2 separate regions of the Mus musculus genome follow, and region 1 is linked to region 2. The links are chromatin loops, found by intact Hi-C in ENCODE. Cell type or tissue: left cerebral cortex. All regions are shown on one strand. Region 1 overlaps Usp15 (ubiquitin specific peptidase 15). Region 2 overlaps Mon2 (MON2 homolog, regulator of endosome to Golgi trafficking).

Region 1 (2,500 bases), 88 kb before region 2:
GTTTGGACAAGTTAGGTGACATTGAATTGGAGCTGATTATGAGGCGCTGGGTAGACTCTGGCAGCCCAGTGGAGCAGAGGAGAGGTTGTAAGATTGGAATGGAAGTTCTTTCCATGGTAAGGATTTTTGATGCAGAATAAAACAAGTCATTTTTAAACCAGCAAGACGTGTCTGGTACAGTACGTAGTGCACATGTACATAATCCACATGGAGCTCACACTGTGGCACGCGTCTGCTATTTTAGCATTGGAGACTCAGGCTGGGAGGTCACAAGTCCTAGACCATCTTGTACTACATGGCAAATCCCAGGTCAGCATGAACTATGTTGTTAGTTTACAGAGTATTAGATCTCATTATGACATTCCCCTGCCCTTCATACCCCTGAGCCCCATAGGTGCCATGTGTGCCATCCCGTTTGCTCAAAACCTCTTGTCCCTTTCTTGTGGCTGCCATATGGTTTCACGGCCTGTATCCATTCTCACACACACTTAAATATGAACATACATACATACATACCAACTTTAAACAGTTAGGATCTGCTTATGAGGAAATGTGGGTTTTTGTCTTTTTGAGTCCATGTTATCTCACTTAATATACTTTTCCAGATCAATTTATCTTCATGAAAATTTATTATTTCCTTTTTCTTGACTGCTGAATAAAATCTGATTGTGTGCATATACCTCATTCGCACTATGCGGTCGGTCATGTGTTGATGAGCATCTGGACTGGTCTGGTTCACTGTAGTGTGGAGGTAGCAGCAGTAGACATAGATGTGCAGTGTCCCTGGTAAGGTATGTGGTGGGTCCTTGCAGATGGCCCAGCAGTGGCTCAGCTGGGTCTATGCTGCTTCTCATCTTAGTGTCTGCCAAGCCTCCGTACTGAGTCCACGCTCCCACTGCAGTGAGGGAAGCTTCCACCTTCCCTACTTCCTCACCACACCCGACATCTGTGTCGGGACCTCAGCCATCCTGGCTGGGGAGAGGGACTCAGAGTTTGCACTTTGTTGTTGGCTAAGCATGGCTGATATTTCAAACTCTTTATTATCTATTCGAGGTTCTTCTTTTGAGAACTGTTTATTTCACTGGCCCATTTATTGGTTGACACTTTGGGTGTGGGGTTGAATTTTTGTACTTCTTTATTTAGATTTCAACCCTGTTTGAGATAGAAGTCATAGAAAAGAATTGCTCCCGTTCTGTAAGCTGTCAGCTCACTCTGCTCATCGTTCCCTTTGCTCTGCACAACTCATGTCCTGTAGACTCCAGTGTTCATTCCCACTAGCCTGGGCTACCTCTTCAAACAACACAGGAGCCATGAAGATGGCTCAGGTTAAAAGCACAGGCTGCTCTTGCAGTGAACCCTGGGTTCCATTCCCAGCAGCCACATGGCAGCTCACTACTGTCTCACTCCAATTTCAGGGGATCCAGTGCCCTCTTCTGGCTTCTATAGAAATGGGGTTTCTCATTGATGCTCACACATACATACAGACCAAACACCTATACAAAGTTGAAAAAAAGTAAATATAAAAGATTACAGTGATGATTGCTGAACCATCACCTTTTATTGGACATGAGGGTCAGCCACAGTTGAATTCTTCATGGATAGGAGTGGGGCAGGCAGTCATGCTCAGGTGTGCCAGGCCCTCCACCGTGAGCCCTTGTTAGTGGTAACTGTATTATGGGTCATGACCTCTATGAAAACCTCCAGCAGTGCCTGCCACAGGGGATGAAATCCCACAGCAGTATCTAGGTGGCAGTTCTCCAGGTCTCATCTCCATCAGCTGCTTCCCCTGCAGTGGCTCGGCCATAACATCCTGCAGTCCTGGGCTTGGCAAAACCCAGGTGCCTGCGAGAGCTACTGGGAAAGGAATACGTACCCTGGAAAATAGTCCTTTAAAATGAGTATTTTCAAGTTGGGATGGTAGTACACACTTTAGTCCCAGCACTCAGGAAGCAGAGGCAGGCAGATCTCTGAATACAAGGCCAGCCTGGTCTACAGATGGAGTTCCAGGACAGCCAGGGCTACACAGAAAAGCTTGACTCAGAAAACCAAAGGAAAAACAAATGTCTTTAACATATGTTAGTTATACCAAGAACAGGTTTCTGTATGACATTTTCAGGGATGTGAGTGGTATCCTTCAGTAAGCTTTATTCTCTGTAATTGTCCCCATCCACTCCTGCCCTTTTCTGTTCCCTGATTGTCCCTCTTGTACTTTCTTTAAAAAAAAAAAAAAATCAGTGTTCTTCCAATAAATACCAGAGAAATGTTCAACATTTTTAACCCCCAAGGGAAATGTTATTTAATAGGGAAGGTGCACTAGAGGTCAGGCATAAGCTGAAGCTAATGGTGTTAGATAGAAAGACATTCACCTTCAAGGAAATCAAAAACACGGGTATTTTAAAACAAGTACACTAGTTTGTATTTTGGCTGTATATATTTCTTAGTCCAAATTATATAGAATTAACCTGTTTCATTTTAAATATAGAAATAATTACATTTAGCC
Region 2 (2,500 bases):
TAACGTTAAGTAGTACAGGTAAAGAAAACAAATTATTTCCCCAAACCCACGTATATTCATAGCTAAGCAACTTGTTATAGACTAACAAAGTGTAAGTAAGCAAGGGAGTTTTCTCAGCCAGTTTCTCTTACTGGCAGGCAGCAATTTGCAGTTACAAAGAAAGGAGTAATTATTTTATTATTTATCTTTAAAAGTAGTCTTGTAAAATTCTTGAGTCACAGATCTAAACCTTCATATAAAAATCAGTCATATCTACCTTAAATACTCAGAATGCATATTTATTCATCAGCTTATCTTACTAAATCATATCAGGAAGCTGAGGGCAAACATGGGTACAAGAAATCAATCATCGCCAGTCCAGCCTCAGTGAGAGTCAGGTCACCAGTGCTGCCGTTGTCTCGTCCCCTGACTATAAAAGGTTAAATAATAAGAGTGTGCCTTTCTGAACTTGATATGGTTCCCTAAGATTTTCTACATCAGAGCCAGTAAGTAGCAAAAACATTTCAACCTAGCTTCACTAACAACTGTATTTTTCCAAATGTCTTCTAAAGGCAGTAGTCATTGCTGACAATCTAAGTATCTAAGTTCTTCTCTAGGGTGGTGATTGAACCATTAACTGCCCCAGCAGCAGTGCCTGAGAGAAAGCAAGCATTAGTACTGTGAGTGCCAGAGTCACAGCCCAGTGAGGGGCTGGAGGGCCCTTTCAAGTTTTCATACAATTCTTAGATTAAGAGGGATGTGAAGGCAGCAAGCAGAGCAGAACCCCATAACAGCATGAAGTCCTCAGGACACTGGTCCTCGGGCCGTGCCACACCGAGGCTCATCTCTGTGGCTATGGTACCAGGTGGGCTGCATTTCATGAGTTCTAAAGCCATTTGTCGTTCCTCCTGCCTGACCCTTGGCAATGTGGCAAACAGTTTCCTCAGCAAACTGTCACTCCAGCCATAGTAACACAACTTTGTGTTTTGTAAAACCACCCAAACTTCTTTTCCTAGTATTCTTGCTTTTCATTTAAGACAGTCTTTGAATGCATTCGTGCTGATCTGTGAGCTGTTAATTTTTAAGAATCTATAGAAGTTGCTACAATCTGTTTCTTTTCGACATAGCTGACTTCCAAAAATATTCAGTGCATGAGGACTCTGCTGAACTTGGCCCACTGTCACGGCGCTGTTCTTGGAACATCATGGCAACTTGTTCTGGCAACTCTTCAGGTATGCTGCAGTACTGGATTCTAGGTGTATGACTGCTAACAGTTAAACAATGCCTGCTGCAGTACTGGATTCTAGGTGTATGACTGCTAACAGTTAAACAATGCCTGCTGCAGTACTGGATTCTAGGTGTATGACTGCTAACAGTTAAACAATGCCTGCTGGCCCTTTAGGAAGGCCTAAGAGATAGTATGAGGCAGAGACATGGCAAGAAGTAAGCAAGTGTTAGCAATGCGTCAGGAAGTAATGGACTGCTTACAGTGCCATAAACTCTACTGCTCATGCTATAATTATTTCATATGAATGGTGCTAATTACTTTGCTCCTAATTATTAGGATATTACTGTGTTTAGTTTTCATTGTGAGCTATTACCATTGATTTTAGTTATTAGAATTTTTAAGGTTTTATCTTGTTTTAATTTTAGCATCTTGTGTGGATTCTGGGACTAAAGCCTAGTAGTGGTGGTGCCTTGAAGCCTGGCAGAGCAGTAGAAGGGCCCAGCACAGTAAGTGGCAGCCCCTGTAGTTGGTGGGGGCTTCCTGAAATGTCACGCACACTCCACACTGACGTCCCCCTTCTTCTAGGTTCTGACAACAGCGGTGATGACGGACTTGCCAGTGATCTCCAACATCCTTTCTAGACTGTTTGAAAGCTCACAGTAAGTCCCTGTTGTAAACTGACAGCTACACTGTTTTGAGCTGTATATTTGAGATGAAATTGTCTTTTTCATTTTCATTTTAGGTATCTTGATGACGTATCTTTGCATCATTTAATAAATGCACTTTGTTCCTTATCTCTAGAAGCAATGGATATGGCCTATGGAAATAATAAGGTGTGGTAATCTACATTTCTTTTTAGTTATACAAGGTATATAAGTCACCCTAGTGTTTGATGGTAGGGCTGGGGCTTTGGTTGCAGTGGCCTGTAGGTAGGTGTTTAGCGCTTGTAGCAGGAGTAAAGACGGCACGGTGTAGCTGCTGATTTGTCCATGTGTGTAGTAGGTTTAAAGTTATGTCCCTTCTTTCTTACATGCAACACGGCTTTTATACGGAGCTGTCACAAACTATCTTGACAGTGCTTGCCAGGACCACTTACGATGCAGGAAACACAAGACTGCAGTTAGGACGTGGGCTGTAGATTTTGGTGGTGGGTTTGCCCTCATTGGAGTGGAAAATCAGAAACTAATCATTTCTTCTGGAGATAATGATTCTCCTCACCTTAAAATTAAACATTTTCATTGTCTACTAATTGAGTAAATAGAACAAGACTCTGTCCTTCCTGCTAGGTAAGGA

The links. Peaks named below come from ENCODE experiments on the same cell type or tissue, not always from the same donor. Only the 100,000 strongest peaks of a DNase experiment are listed, where the experiment ranks them.
Region 1: it touches region 2 in a loop (2.3-fold over the local background); 4 of 42 quality-filtered maps call a loop at or near these places.

The regions. Positions count from the first base shown.
Region 1 is chr10:123,113,832-123,116,331 of GRCm38, reverse strand. The region is part of intron 21 of Usp15 (ubiquitin specific peptidase 15); the gene reads left to right. Among named protein-coding and RNA genes, the nearest start is that of Mon2, 39 kb to the right of the region's middle. In left cerebral cortex, a CTCF peak has its summit at 1,411 (motif pointing left); no DNase peak of the experiment used is centred here.
Region 2 is chr10:123,025,620-123,028,119 of GRCm38, reverse strand. Mon2 (MON2 homolog, regulator of endosome to Golgi trafficking) reads left to right here. Exons shown (of 36, transcript NM_001163024.1): 16 at 1,107-1,211; 17 at 1,633-1,713; 18 at 1,793-1,866; 19 at 1,950-2,040. Among named protein-coding and RNA genes, the nearest start is that of Mirlet7i, 41 kb to the right of the region's middle. In left cerebral cortex, no CTCF peak of the experiment used is centred here; a DNase peak (open chromatin) is centred at 1,191.